Regions from separate parts of the Homo sapiens genome. Here region 1 is linked to region 2. Evidence: chromatin loops called from intact Hi-C (ENCODE). Cell type or tissue: PC-3. All regions are shown on one strand. Links, peaks and the distances in the headings refer to the core of each region. The heading gives the core; the rest is flanking DNA.

Region 1 (8,050 bases), core at 1,012-5,011, 85 kb before region 2:
GGATCTTAGTTCCCAGATCTCCCTGCCTTTAAAAAGGGGGTAATAATTTTCCTTGTGTTGCCTCCCTGTAAAAGTGAGAATCTGTTTGCATGAATAATAATGGGAGTTGGCCGGGCGCGGTGGGTAGCCTGTATTCTCAGCACTTTGGGAGACCGAGGCGGGCAGATCACTTGAGATCAGGAGTTCAAGACCAGCCTGGCTAACATGAGGAAACTCCGTCTCTGAAAAAAATACAAAAATTAGCGGTGGCTCACGCCTGTAATCCCAGCACTTTGGGAGGCCGAGGCAGGCGGATCACCTGAGGTCGGGAGTTCAAGACCAGCCTGATCAAAATGGAGAAACTCCGTCACTACTAAAAATACAAAATTAGCCAGGTGTGGTGGCACATGCCTGTAATCCTAGCTACTTGTGGGGCTGAGGCAGGAGAATCGCTTGAACCCAGGGGGCGGAGGTTGCAGTGAGCTGAGGTCGCACCATTGCACTCCAGCCTGGGCTACAAGAGCAAAACTCCATCTCAAAAAAAAAAAATTAGCAGGGTGTGGTGGCAGGCGGCTGCACTTCCAGCTACCTGGGAGGCTGAGGTGGGAGGATCACCTGAGCCCGGGAGGTTGAGGCTGCAGTGAACCATGATGATGCCATCACTGCACTCCAGCCTGGGAGTCAGAGTGAGACTCTGTCCCCTCTCTCCCCCCAAAAATAAATGAAATATATTTTATTTTCAATTTGTCTCGAATAAATGTGTTTTTTTTTTTCTTTTTGAAACGGAGTGTTGCTGTTGCCCAGGCTGGAGCGCAGTGACCCAATCTTGGCTCACTGTGGCCTCCACCTCCCGAGTTCAAGCAATTCTCCTGCCTCAGCCTCCTAAGTAGCTGGGGCTACAGGCACACACCACCACACCCGGCTAATTTTTGTATTTTTAGTAGAGATGGGGTTTCACCATATTGGCCAGGCTGATCTTGAACTCCTGACCTCAGGTGATCCACCGCCTCAACCTCCCGAAGTGCTGGGATTACAGGTGTGAGCTACCACACCCGGTCGATTAAATGTTTTACCCAGACATCTTGGAGTCCTGTTCAACTTAAAATATTGTGTGTAGTCTTTACTGCATTAGAACTTAGAAATAATAGCTAATATCTGTTAAGCATTTGCTATTTGCCAAGTACTGTGTTAAGCATTTTGCACATATTTTTATTTAATTTTTTTTTTTTTTTAGTAGAGATGGGGCCTCACTATGTTTCCAGGGCTCAAGCGATTCTCCCACCTTGGCCTCCCAAAGTGCTGGGATTACAGGCATGAGCCACTGCGCTCAGCGTTGCACGTACCTTATTTGTTTACTTTCAGCAGCAGCCCTATGTGGTAGTTTTATCCCCATTTTAATAGATGAGGAGTCTGTGGTTTGGAGAGATTAAGTAATTTGCCCAAGGTCACATGCTAGAATTTGGCACATCAGGGATTCAAATCCAGGTGTGGAGTGCAGTGGCCTGATCAGGGCTCACTTCAGCCTCAATCTTATGGGCTCAAGAGATCATCCTGCCTCAGCCTCCCCAGTGGCTGAGACTACAGGCACACGCCACCACGCTGGGCTAATTTTTGTTGTTGTTAGTAGAGATAAGGTCTGCGTATGTTGTCCAGGCTGATCTCAAACTGTTGAGCTCAAGTGATCCTCTCACCTCGGCCTCCCAAAGTGCTGGGATTGCAGGCATAAGCTACCGCGCAGGGCAGCATTAGCACTCTTAAATAGTATTCTGACCCTCAAAAGTGTTGATTTAATGAAAGATCAAGATGATTCATAACCAGATGCCACTCTTATTCATAGTCTTCATGTTGGCTTTTATTTGGGGCAGGAAAAAAGAAACAAGAAAAACAAACTCCCACTTAATTTTTCCCTAATTATTATTTCCAGATGAATTTATCTTCTGAATAAAGGAATTTATTGTCTCAATTTCCTGTCTTACTGGGCATTATGTTGAATTTCACTGACTCTTTTCTTATGTCACTCTCCTAGCTATTTATTTTGTTTAGACACAATACTCTGAACAAACCTAAATCTGACATTTTAGAAGCAAGAATACAATTTTTGGGGGGAAATTAGAGTTACTAATTTAACTGGGTCATAGAGATGTATTATTACTGTGATTTCTAAAGAAGATTATGTTTTCTTTGAATTGTGCTCTTTTCAGATTTTGAGATTTTTAATAATTCACTGGAAGTGTGACATAGATGTATCAAAGGGAGCATTGCTAGAAGGGCAGCTAGTGATTTCCATAGAAGGATTAAATTCTAAGCACCAGGCAAATGCTCTTCATTGTGTAACAACTAGTAAGTAGAGAAAGAAAAAATATTTTCTATCTCTTTTGTCATGGTTTATGTCGTAGCTTATTTAAAAATTTCAATTAGAATCTTTTATCATGTTATTCCAGGATTGTTCCATAATTATAAAATGAAATGATTATGTAATAAGTGTCTGGTGGTAGATTTACAAATGTATCATACAGGAAAGGTGAGTAGTTGAATGACTCTTACCATAGATTATTTATTTTACTGGTTTAAGTTAAAATTGCTCAGAAACAATCTTATTTTTCTCTTGATTTTAATCTACTTTGTCACAGCTAAATTATATTACATTGAGCTTTACCTACTTTTTTTTTCCCAAGTCTAAATTTTGGCAGTAGCAAAAAAAAAAAAAAAAAAGGAAAAATGATGAATGGTGCATACTGTGATTAGTTTGAAAATATCTCTTCCATTTGGCTTTCATGCTTTTATCATTTTTGCCTGTTGTCTTTGAGGGAAACCTGATGCAGTGAGTGGCTCTGAAGCATGAATTTTCTTAAACTTGAAGTGTTAGCTTTTTGTGTGTGTGTGTGTGGTGTGTGTGTGTGTAGGTTTATTGAAGGGTACTTTGGATTGAAGTTGCCCCTTCAGGCTTAGAGAAGTCACTTGGGCACCAAGTTGAGATTGGATAGTGAACTAGGCTTTACAAGACATTTGCTTACCTGAACAGGAATGACCTGTCTTGTCTTTGTGTATTAATATTAAACATCTTCAAGAGCAGTATGACAGGTTGGTTTGCTCTTACTCTGCATGAACTGCACTCTGACTGGCAGGGTTCCCACCACTCTTGAGAGAAATGCTTGGCTACGTGTCTAGGGTGATGGTTGGTCTGTGTGTGGTTGTAATAGTCTAATCCAATAAACTCTGGCCAGGGTAGCAAGGTTGATTTAATTCAAAGCAAAGGACTTTAGCCACAGTAGTTTTTGGCAAGAAACTCGATTCTGCATTTTGAGCCTGATGAACTTCTTTAGCCCACCTAGAATAGGGGGCATTTCTCTTCTCTTTATTGTCTCTGAGCTTTAAGTAATTATGGTTATAATTATTTATTTATTTATTTAGAGATGGAGTCTCACTCTGTCGCCCAGGCTGGAGTGGCGCAATCTGGGCTCACTGCAACCTCTGCCTCCTGGGTTCAAGCAATTCTGCCTCAGCCTCCTGAGTAGCTGAGATTACAGGCAGCTGCCACCATGCCTGGCTAATTTTGTGTGTGTGTGTATTTTTAATAGAGATGGAGGTTTCACCATATTGGCCAGGCTGGTCTCAAACTCCTGACCTCAAGTGATAGTGATCCACCTGCCTCTGCCTCCCAAAGGGCTGGGATTACAAACGTGAGCTACCGCACCCAGCCTATGTTTATATATTTTTTTTGGGTAGGAAACGTGGTGATACATGCTTGATAAAAAACATTACAGAAACATATATTGTGGAGAGTGAGACTTTCTACACATCTCACGCCTTTGAGATGATTATTAACATTGAGTATATATTCTAGATTTTCCTTTTTCCCCCTACTTGCCAAGGATAATCTGTCTTCTAGATTTTTCTATGCCTACGTTCTTAGTTATCAATATCCATTTTTTAGAACTAGAACTATACTATACATATGACTGTGCTATGTACCAGTACTTTGTGGGCAGCATTTCATGTTAGCATAAGGGATCTATTTCATTTTTTTTGTAAAAAAATGTACACTTATTTAGTTTTAGTTTTTGTCAGTTACACACACATATGGTTTTGGCTGGGTGTAGTGGCTCATGCCTGTAACACCAGCACTTTGGGAGTCTGAGGTGGGCAGATCACATGAGGTCAGGGGTTCGAGATCAGCTGTCCAAAATGGAGAAACCCTGTCTCTACTAAAAATATAAAAATTAGCGGGTTGTGGTGGCACACACCTGTAATCCCAGCTACTCGGGAGGCTGAGGCATGAGAATCACTTGAACCTGGGAGGACAGAGGTTGCAGTGAGCCAAGATCGCACCACTGCACTCCAGCCTGGGTGACAGAGTGAGACTCCATCTCAAAACAAACAAACAAAAAACCCGACAGTACCCTGCGTGCTTCCCCCATCTCTCCCTTCCCATCTTTCTCCCTCCTAGAGGCTAATACTTTTAACTCTGTTAATTGATTATTTAATATTTATCTTTGATCTAAGTAACATGTTTGTGTTGTTGTATCTTTTTTTTTTCCCCCAAATATGGTCTCACTCTGTCACCCAGGCTGGAGTGCAGTGGCACAATCATAGCTCACTGTAACCTTAAATGCCTGGGCTCAAATGATCCTCCTAACTCAGCCTCCTGAGTAGCTAGGACTACAGGCATGTGCTACCATGCCTGGTTGTTTTATTTTTGTATTTTTCTAGAGACAGGGTCTCTTGCTATGTTGCCCAGGCTGGTCTGAAACCCCTGGGCTCAAGCAGTCCTCTCACTTTGGCCTCCCAAAGTGCTGGGATTGCAGGTGTTAGCCACCACGCCTGGCCAAGATGTTATTTATTTATTTATTAATTTAGAGACAGGGTCTTACTCTGTCACCCAGGCTGGACTGCAGTGGTGCAATCACTGCTCACTGCAGCCTTGACCCCCTGAGCTCAGGTGATCCTCCCACCTCAGCCTCCTGAGTAGCTGGGACTACAGGCATGTGCTACCATGCCTGACTAATTTTTGTTTTGTTTTGTTTTTGTTTTTTGAGGCAGAGTCTCACTCTGTCACCAGGTTGGAGTGCAGTGGCGCCAGGATCTCGGCTGGCTGCAACCTCTGCCTCCCAGATTCAAGCGATTCTCCTTTCTCAGCCTCCCAAGTAGCTAGGACCACAGGTGTGCACCACCACGCCCAGCTAATTTTTGTATTTTTAGTAGAGACCAGGTTTCACTACGTTGGCCAGGATGGTCTCGATCTCTTGACCTCGTGATCCACCCACCTCAGCCTCCCAAAGTGTTGGGATTATAGGCGTGAGCCACCGTGCCTGGCTGACTAATTTTTTTTTTTTTTTTTTTATAGAGATGAGGTCTCCCTATGTTGCCCAGGCTGGTCTTGAAGTCCTGGACTCAAGCGATCCACCTGCCTCAGCCTCCCAAACTGCTCGAATTATAAGCATGAGCCATTGTGCTCAGCCCTAAATTGTTATATCTTAATTTTCCTTTTTATAGGCATTTATTGATTTTCCACCATAGAGGATGATGGCTCTCTTTAATATCTTCACCTCTACCATGTGTCTTTCTTTTAATATAGTTATAATTTTCCAACCACGTAGATCAATATTTACTCATCATGACCATAAAATGCAGTTTAGCCATATAGAAAACTATGATTACTTTTCTTTATAATTTCCCTTCAGTTAATACTTATTTTATTTTCTGTTTTTATCATCTAGTCAACTCGCAAACTTCCAGCATTTGTCTAAATCTACTCAATATATTCCAGTACATCAGATAATATATCAGTTTCATCCTCCTGAAAAACTCTTTTCCAGTGTATCCTGACCTGCTCTAATTTTGACTTGATGCTTTCTGTATCTGGTGCACAGCTGTTACCTTGGAATCTTCCCTTCATCATTATTCAGAGTGTTTCTGTAGTTTTTCTCTTGCATTGGATTTTGTGCTTCCTGAATCCCTCTCTCTCTTTTTTTTTTTTTTTTTACTTGGCTTACTCCTTGCTTTGATGGATCTCAGGCTCCAGTAGCTTCCTTGGAAAGAGTGTTTGGAAGGTAAATTTCTTGAGACCTTACATCTCTGAAAACATCTCCACGTATACCTAATTGATAGTTTGGCCATATAGGATTCTAAGCCAGAATTCATTTTTCCTTCAGAATTTTGATGACATTGCAGCATTATTTTCTAACTTAAGGTGTTGCTATTGAAAAATCTAAAAATCTTTCTGATTACTCTGTATGTGACCTGTTTTTTCTTTTTTCTTCCCCTCTGTGTAAGCTTTCATTTTTATTTTTTTGAGATGGAGTTTCACTCTGTCACCCAGGGTGGAGTGTAGTGGCATGATCTCGACTTACTGCAACCTCCGCCTCCCGGGTTCAAGTGATTCTCCTGCCTCAGCCTCCTGAGTAGCTGGGATTACAGGCGTTACACCACCATGCCTGGCTAATTTTTGTATTTTTCATAGAGATAGGGTTTCATCATGTTGGCTCGGCTGGTCTCGAACTCCTGACCTCAAGCGATCCACCCACCTCAGCCTCCCAAAGTGCTGCGATTACAAGCATGAGCCACCGTTCCCGGCCTCTCTGTAAGCTTTTAGAATCTTCTCTTTATCCTTGTATTAATTACAGTAAATAAGGGTAGGTGCTATAACAAACCCTAAAATCTCAGTGGCTTGGCCAGGCGCGGTGGCTCACGCCTATAATGCTAGCACTTTGGGAGGGTGAGGCCAGCGGATTGCCTGAGCTCAGGAGTTTGAGACCAGCCTGGGCGACACGGTGAAACCCCATCTCTACTAAAATACAAAAAATTAGCCAGGTGTGGCAGTATGCGGCTGTAGTCCTAGCTACTCCAGAGGCTGAGGCAGGAGAATTGCTTGAACCTGGGAGGCGGAGGTTGCAGTGAGCCAAGATCACACCACTGCATTCCAGCCTGGGTGACAGAGTGAGACTCCGTCTCCAAAAAAAAATATATATATATCAGTGGCTTAACACATAAAATGTTTAGTTTTCTTGTATTTCACAGTCAGATGAATGTGTGTGTATGCAGGCAAGCAGGCAAGTATTTTGTTTTATGCTATCTCTGTCTTGCGGGTGTATCCTTCTCTAAGTCCTCTAAGTTCTCTCCAGCTAAGGATGGGGAAAGAGAGCAGAGCTTATAAATGGAAGACTTTTATGGGGTAGGCTCGGGAATTGGTATGTTACTGCTGCTCACGTTCTATTGGCCAGGACTTAGTCTTTTTTTTTTTTTTTTTTGAGACAGAGTCTCACTCTGTCACCCAGGCTGGAGTGCAGTGGCATGATCTCTGCTCACTGCAAGCTCCACCCCCTGGGTTCACGCCATTCTCCTGCCTCAGCCTCCCGAGTAGCTGGGACTATAGGTGCCTGCCACCACGCCCGGCTAATTTTTTGTATTTTTAGTAGAGACGGGTTTTCACCGTGTTAGCCAGGATGGTCTCTATCTCCTGACCTCGTGATCCACCTGCCTTGGCCTCCCAAAGTGCTGGCATTACAGGCGTGAGCCACCGCGCCCGGCCATGTTTTTATGTTTTTTAAGACAGAGTCTCATTCTGTTGCCCAGGCTGGAATGCAGTGGCATGATCTCGGCTCACTGCAACCTCCACCTCCCAGGTTCAAGTGATTCTCCTGCCTCAGCCTCCTCAGTAGCTGGGATTACAGGTGTCTGCCACCACACCCAGCTAATTTTTATATTTTTAGTAGAGACAGAGTTTCACCATGTTGGCTAGGCTGGTCTCGAACTCCTGACATCAGGTGATACGCCCAGCTCAGCCTCCCAAAGTGCTGGGATTACAGGCATGAGCCACCACGCCTGGCCAACCAGGACTTAGTCTTATTGCCACAGCCCTGCAGTTGCAAGGAAGACTGAAAAACGTAGTCAGATTATGTGTTCAGGAAGAAGGAGAATGGGGTATTTGTTTGCGAGCACCAGCAGTCTCTGCTGTGGTCTCCATTGTCACAATGATGCACCTGGGTGTGGGTGTGTTTTCAAACATTGTGCTCAGCACTCAGCAAGACTTTTAAACCTGGAAACCCTTGTTCTTTGGTTCTGGGAGATTTTC
Region 2 (8,050 bases), core at 2,248-6,247:
TGTTTCTGACTATAATAGAATTATTACAGCAAAATCAATAAAAGAAAGCTATCTAGAAAATCCCCAAATATTTGGAAACTAAATGACACATTTATAAATAACCTATGAGTTAAACACAGAAATCAAAGGGATATTAGAAATATTTTAATTTAATTAAATGGAAAAGCAAATTATCAAAATTTGTGAGATGTAGCTGATGTAGTATTTAGAGGGGAAAATGCCTGTGTTAGAAAAGAAAAAAGGCTCAAATCCATGAGATCACTTTCCAACTGAAACTAGAATAAGAAGAGCAAATTAAACACAAATTAAACAGAAGAAATGAAATAATAAAGATCAGAATGGAAATCAGTAACATAGAAACCAGAAAAACAATGGAGAAAAATCAATGAAACTAAAAGGTGGCTCATTTAGAAGATTAATAAAATTGATAAACATTTAGCCAGACTAATCAGAATAAAAAGAATGAACACAAATTATCACTATCAGAAATCAGAAAGGTAGCATCAGATATTAAAAGGATTATCAGAATATTTTGAACAAGTTTACAGTATATTTTACAACTTAGATGAAATGGACAAATTCCTTGAAAGATACGAAGCCCACTCAAGAAGAAGTACCCCTATATACCTGATAGCACTGTATCTGTTTTTAAAATTGAATGTTTAAAAACCTTACCATAATATCCTCAATATATAAAGAACTCTTAAAACTCATTAATAAGAACACAACTCGGTTTTTTTAAATGGACAAAATATTTGAACACACTTCACGAAAGAAGCTACAGATACACAAATGGCAGATAAAGACATAAGATGCCCAACATCATCAGTCACAACAAAGGTTCAAAAAAGAACCACAATGAGATAATCATTTCATACCACTGGAATAAAAGGACTGACTATACCACATGTTAACAAGCATGTGGAAGAAAGAACTCACATACACTGTTTGTGGAAATGGAAAATGGTACAAGCACTTCGGAGAACAGTTAGCAGTTTCTTAAAAAGTTAAATATATACCTATCATATGACCTAGCTCTTTCACTCCTAGGTATTTACCCAAGAGAAATGAGAACATATCTCCACACAAAGAATCATACACAAATCTTCATGGCACTTTTGTTATAGCCCCAAAAATGAGAAACAACCCAGTATCAACAGGTAAATGGATAAAAAAATTGTAGTAGATTCATATAAAGGAACACTATGTGGCAATAAAAGGAAAGAACTATTGATACACACAGTGACATGGATGAATCTCTGAATAGCATGGCAAGTGAAAAAATCAAAAACTAAAGGAGTACATACTGTTTGATTGCACTTACATATAATTCTATAAAATGCCAACTAATCTACACAGGTCAGTGGTTACTAGAGGATGGGAGGTGGGAGAGTTGGAATGATTATAAAGGGCAGCAGGATGCTTGCAGGGAGATGAATATGTTCATTATGTTGATTGTGTGATGGTTTCACAGGTATGCACATGTGTACTTAAAAATTGTACATTTTCGGCCGGGTGCGGTGGCTCACGCCTGTAATCCCAGCACTTTGGGAGGCTGAGGCGAGTGGATCACGAGGTCAAGAGTTCAAGGCCAGCCTGGCTAAGATGGTGAAACCCCATCTCTACTAAAAATATAAAAAAAATTAGCTGGGCATGGTGGCAGGCAACTATAATCCCAACTACTTGGGTGGCTGAGGCAGGAGAATTGCTTGAACCCGGGCGGCAGAAGTTGCAGCGAGCTGAGATCATGCCACTGTACTCCAGCCTGGGCAACAGAGTGAGACTCTGTCTCAAAAAAAAAAAAAAAAAAAACAAAAAATTGTACATTTTCTATGTATGCAGTTTACTCTGTCAGTTTATATCTCAACAGTTATAACAAGTATGGACACTTTCTTTTTTTTTTCTTTTTTTGAGACGGAGTCTCACTCTGTCGCCCAGGCTGGAGTGCAGTGGCGTGATCTCGGCTCACTGCAAGCTCCACCCCCCGGGTTCACACCATTCTCCTGCCTCAGCCTCCTGAGTAGCTGGGACTACAGGCACCTGCCACCATGCCCGACTAATTGTTTTTTCTATTTTTAGTAAAGACGGAGTTTCACTGTGTTGGCCAGGATGGTCTTGATCTCCTGACCTCGTGATCCTCCGGCCTCGGCCTCCCAAAGTGCTGGGATTACAGGCATGAGCCACCGCGCTATGGACACTGTTTCTGAGAAAATGAGTAACAGGGCCTTTGGTACCTCCTCTGCATCTGCTCTGCCCCTTGTACTTCTGCTTTCCTGATTGGGTGGGGAAGTTTAGGTGCCCAGGCACCCAAGGATCAAAGCATCTTATGGACTTTACCATCCTCCTCTTCAGTGTGATTAGAGAGGCACAGAGCAGCAGTAAAGCCGTTAGTGCTCCCTTCACCACCCCTTCCATGGCTGGCTGTGCCTTCTACGATGCACTTCCCAGGAACGTGTCCACTGTTCCTTTCAGCTGCTTCACCGCAAATACTCTTGCCAGTTTCCCTCGGACTTGGAAAGCCGCTGTCCACGCCTTGCGCAAATAAAGCTAAAATCCATTGTATCAGTTTCCTGGGATGCTGTCAGAAATTAACATCAACTTGAAGGTTTAAGAACAATCCAAATTTATTGTGTCACAGTTCTGGAGGCCAGAAGTCCAAAATCAAGGTGTTGGCAGGGCCACACTCCTTCCAAAGTTTCTAGAGGAGAGTGCTTCCTTGTCTTGCCTCTTCTAGCTTCTGATAAAAACTGTACCTTGGTTTCTTGTAGTTTGCATAACTCCAAACTGTAACTCCATCTTCACATTGCTTTCTCCCTGTCTCTCAAATCTTTCTGCCTTTTTTTTTTTTTTTTTTTTTTTTTGACACCGAGTCTTGCTCTGTCGCCCAGACTGGAGTGCAGTGGCAACGATCTTGGCTCACTGCAACCTCCGCCTCCTGGGTTCAAGTGATTCTCCTGCCTCAGCCTCCCGAGTAGCTGGGATTACAGGCGCCTACCACCATGCCCAACTAATTTTTGTATTTTTAGTAGAGACGGGGTTTTGCCATGTTGGCCAGGCTGGTCTCGAACTCCTAGCCTTAGGTGATCTGGCTGCTTTGGCCTCCCAAAGTGCTGGGATTACAGGCAGGTAATTAGGGATTTAGGGCCCACCCTAAATCCAGGCTAATCCTGTCTTGCGATCTGGAATTACATGTGCAAAGACTTTTCTCAAATAAGCTCACATTCACAAATTCTGGGGGTTAGGATTTGGACATATTTGGGGTGGGGGAGAATGCAGTTCACTACAGCCATCCACATCTTCAGCTTTCTAGGGACAGGTTCAGGGTAAGGCATGTGCTGTTATCATAGGACCCAGGATATAAGCGCAGAGGGACTCCTCAGGATCTAGGAGTGCTTCAGCCTCTGAAGTACTTTTACTTGGGCCTCTGTGGTATCCCAGTAAGACCTAAAAAAGATAATCTGGGCCAGGTGCGGTGGCTCACTCCTGTAATCTCAGCACTTTGGGAGGGCAAGGCAGGTGGATCACTTGAGGTCAGGAGTTTGAAACCTGCCTGGCAAACATGGCAAAATTCCGTCTCTACTAAAAATAAAAAAATTAGCCAGGCCTGTTGGCACACCCTTGTAGTCCCAGCTACTCAGGAGGGTGAGACATGAGAATCGCTTGAATCTAGGGGGCGGAGGTTGCAGTGAGCCAAGATCATGCCACTGCACTCCAGCCTGGGTGACACAGCAAGACTCTGTCTCAAAAAAAAAAAAAGATCTGACCTCTTTTACCCTGTTCTTTTGCTATAGTCATGGCTCATAGCCTCAGGGCCATTCATAGCCCAATTAATTTGGCATATGGCTAGTGAACTCAAGGTCTTACCAGTAGTCATAGGTCTTGGAAAGAAGGAACACTTACTGAATCCCTAATCTGTGCCGAGATTTTCACTTTAATCTCTGCAAAGATGTTATAAATTAGGTCATAGTTTTCCCATTTTACAGATGAGGAAACTGATTACAGAACTTTCATAATTTGCCCAGAATCACAGTCAGTAAATAGCAAGGCTAGAATTTGTACCGAGAGCTCCCGGCTCTGAAACCTGGTAATATTGTTAACACAGAGGACTAGGTTGCAAGCCCAGGGCAGATGAGTGATCCAGGTCATTGAGTAGAACCCATGATTCTCCACTCAACATCCTCTGGTAATGGCCATTTAGTGATAAATAACTTGTTAGTGGTACAAGAGTGGCACCCAGTGGCTTCAGCTAGAACTACAAGACTAAGGATGATAGGTCAAATTCTTTGACCTCTGGGCCATTCTGTTTCCATTTCTAAACAGGAAAGGTAGAATAGCTGACCTCTTGAGTAACAGGGAAGAAAACCATCTATTATATGCTTTATTGAGAAACTGAAAAAATGAGGGAGTGTGTATTCAGAGTGAACATATTCAGGGAAAGGTCATGCAGGAATGGAGAAGGTATTATTTTTGTTTTTATTTTTTTAGAAACAGGTTCCCGCTATGTTGCCCGGGCTGGAGTGCAGTGACTATTCATAGGTGTGATCATGGTGCACTACAGCCTCGAACTCCTGGGCTTAAGTGATCCTCCTGTGTCAGCCTCCTGAGTAACTGGAACTACAGGCGTGCATCACTGCACCTGGCGAGGAGTGGATATTTTAAGCCTGAATGTTTGAACAGAGACAGTGGGCCAGGAAGGAGTGAACAAGATAGTACTCCAGGGTTTAGTGTCATAGATATATGTAGGGACTGAGAACTTAAACCCAGAATGAGCAGGAGTAGTATCAAGGAGGCAATTTTCTAAGGAAAGGCATTGTTTCCGGCGGGTCGGGGGAGGGGGTAGACTAGAAATAAATGTCCCATAGAATGTTAAATCCAAGGTGTATTCTGAGGTCAGGGCTGTCTTATCTGGGGGACCAGGTGATGAATGAAGGGTGTGCAAGGCTACCAGAGAGGCCCAGAGCTTCATATCTCAATGCGGGTAGTTCCTTGATAAGACCAATTTCAAGATAGGAGAAAGATTTATCTATGACACGAGATTTTCCAAGCTAAAGCCAAAAAAAAAACCAAGTTCTGTCTCAAGATAAAAATATTTAGAAAATATCCTGTTTCTTTCTTTATGTCTTTAGAATTATTTTTGCCCCTCCTATGTTCCTTGGAATATAATTACTTGGGAACTAAAACTTGTTTTAGTAAACAATATATGATAGATCTCTCATGGAGATAATTCATATACCATAAAATTTACCACTTTAAAGAATAAAACTCATTGATTTTAAGTATATTCACTGTGCTGTGCAGCCATCGCCACTAAAATTACAGAACATCTCCATCATGCCATTAGCAGTACCTATTCGCAGTGAGTCCCAGTTCCCCTCTCCCTTCAACCCCTGGCAACCACTAGTATGCTTCCCATCTCTGTGGATTTGCCTATTCTGGACACTTCATATAGATGGGACCATACAACATGGGCCTTTATGTGCCTTCTTTCATTTAGCATGTTTCTAAGGCTCATCTATGTTGTACCATATAACAATTTCATCCATTCTTTATGGCTGAATAATAATCCATTGTATTGATATACCACATTTTATCCATTAATTAGTTGATGAACACAAGTTTTTTCCACTTTTCGGCTATTATGAATATGCTGTTACGAACAGCATATTTGTGTGGACATGCTTGTAACTGTCTTGGGTATATATCTAGGAGTAGAATTGCTGAGTCATATGATAACACTATGTTCTAACTTTTTAAAGAACTTTCGAGCTGATTTCCACAGTCTGCATCATTTTACATTCCTGCCAGCACTGTGTGATGGTTCCAATTTCTCTATACCCTCATTAACTGTTGTCATTGTTTTTCTTACTGCCATTCTAGTGCATGTGAAGTAATTTCGTGGTTTTGATTTGCATTTCTCTAGTGAATACTGATGCTGAGTATCTTTTCCATGTGCTTATTGGCCATTTGTATATCTTCTTTGAAGAAAGGTCTATTCAAATCTTTTGCCCATTTGCTGTTGTTGTTGTTGTTGAGACGGAGTCTCACTCTGTTGCCCAGGCTGGAGTGCAGTGGCGCTATCTCGGCTCACTGCAAGCTCCACCTCCCGGATTCACACCATTCTCCTGCCTCAAGTAGCTGGGACTTACAGGCGCCCACTACCACGCCCGGCTAATTTTTTGTATTTTTAGTGGAGACGGGGTTTCACAATGTTAGCCAGGATGGTCTCAATCTCCTGATTTTGTGATCCGCCCACCTCGGCCTCCCAAAGTGTAGGGATTACAGACGTGAGCCACCGTGCCTGGCCCTCTTTTGCCCATTTTTAAATTGGTTTGTTAAATTATTGAGTTATGAGAGTTCTTTACCTTGGGCCAGGCAAGGTGGCTCACACTTGTAATCCCAGCACTTTGGGAGGCGGAGGTGGGAGGATCGCTTGAGCCCAGGAGTTTGAGACCAGCCTGGGCAACATAGTGAGACCTCGTCACTACAGAAAATATGATTTTTTTTTTTTTTTTTTGAGATGGAGTCTTGCCCTGCCACCCAGGCTGGAGTGAAGTGGAGCATTCTCAGCTCACTGCAACCTCTACCTCCCGGGTTCAAGTGATTCTCCTGCCTCAGCCTCCTGAGTAGCTGGGATTACAGGTGTGCGCCACCACGCCTGGCTAATTTTTGTATTTTCAGTAGAGACGGGGTTTCACCATGTCGGTCAGGCTGGTCTCAAACTCCTGACCTCATTATCTGCCTGGCTCAGTCTCCCAAAGTGCTGGGATTATAGGCGTGAGCTACCGTGCGTGGCCTATAAATAAATTTTAAAAAGAGTTCTTTAATTTGGGTAACAGTACCTTAGCAGGTATGATTTGTAAATGTCTTCTCCCATTCTTGTGGATTGACTTTTCACTTTTGTTCATAGGAAGCACAAATTTTATTTTATTTTTATTTTCTTGAGACAGAGTCTCACTCTGTCGCCCAGGCTGGAGTGCAGTGGTGTGATCTTGGCTCACTGCAAGCTCTGCCTTCTGGGTTCACGCCATTCTTCTGCCTCAGCCTACCGCATAGCTGGGACTACAGGCGCCTGCCACCACGCCTGGCTAATTTTTTTGTATTTGTAATAGAGACGGGGTTTCACTGTGTTAGCCAGGATGGTTTCAATCTCCTGACGTCATGATCCGCCTGCCTCGGCCTCCCAAAGTGCTGGGATTACAGGCTTGAGCCACTGCACCTGGCCGAGAAGCACAAATTTTTAATTTTTTTTTTTTTTTTTTGAGATGGAGTCTCACTCATCACCCAGACTGGAGTGCAATGGCGTGATCTCAGCTCACTGCAACATCCACCTCCCAGGTTCAAGCAATTTTCCTGCCTCAGCCTCCTGAGTAGCTGGGATTACAGGAGCCCACCACCACAGCCAGCTAATTTTTGTATTTTTAGTACAGGCGGAGTTTCACCATGTTGGCCAGGCTAGTCTCGAACTCCTTACCTCAGGTGATCTGCCTGCCTCGGCCTCCCAAAGTGCTGGGATTACAGGCATGAGCCACCGCGCCTGGCTATGAATTTTTAATTTTGAGGAAGAAGATACCTATTTTTATACATCTGTATTCTTGAAAAGGAGCTGGGAGGATTGGGTTCTGGTCTCAGTAAGAACCTCTTTTTCTCTGTCCAAATTATTGAACTAACCAGTGTGGCAGGGCTCTAGGAGGCTACCGATGACTACAGAATATACCCTGTGGCTTCCCAGGTTTGACTTTCTCAGTCAAACTTACCTGGTGTAAGGCACTCTGCTAGCTGTAAAGTGATAAAGGCATGATGGCCCTTGCCTTTGAAGGGATTTAGGGTGTAGAAAATGGACATTTGCACATTACTTGATGAATGGGCACACAGGATACTTGCAGAGTATGCAGAGCCCGAGGAATGGGCAGGCAGTAGCCAAGAGACTGGAGCTCAGAGAAGAAAGGATGTGCCGTGAATGGCCAGAGTGGAGAAGGATCCACAGAGGGAAACCTTGAAGACTGGAGGGTGGGTAGGGGGATTCATGAGCCAGGAGGAAGAGGGAGTTCCA

What was found. Peaks named below come from ENCODE experiments on the same cell type or tissue, not always from the same donor. Only the 100,000 strongest peaks of a DNase experiment are listed, where the experiment ranks them.
Region 1: a loop joins it to region 2, with 3 times the contacts of the local background. A loop is called at or near these places in 11 of 110 quality-filtered maps.

What each region holds. Positions count from the first base shown.
Region 1 is chr11:66,746,199-66,754,248 of GRCh38, forward strand. The region is part of intron 1 of TOP6BL (TOP6B like initiator of meiotic double strand breaks); the gene reads left to right. Among named protein-coding and RNA genes, the nearest start is that of TOP6BL, 5.5 kb to the left of the region's middle. In PC-3, for the core only: no CTCF peak of the experiment used is centred there; a DNase peak (open chromatin) is centred at 3,103; H3K4me3 peaks cover 853 bases; H3K27ac peaks cover 1,350 bases.
Region 2 is chr11:66,830,205-66,838,254 of GRCh38, forward strand. All of the region lies in intron 12 of TOP6BL (TOP6B like initiator of meiotic double strand breaks), which reads left to right. Among named protein-coding and RNA genes, the nearest start is that of RCE1, 9.2 kb to the right of the region's middle. In PC-3, for the core only: CTCF peaks have their summits at 4,231 and 4,432; a DNase peak (open chromatin) is centred at 4,227; H3K27ac peaks cover 912 bases.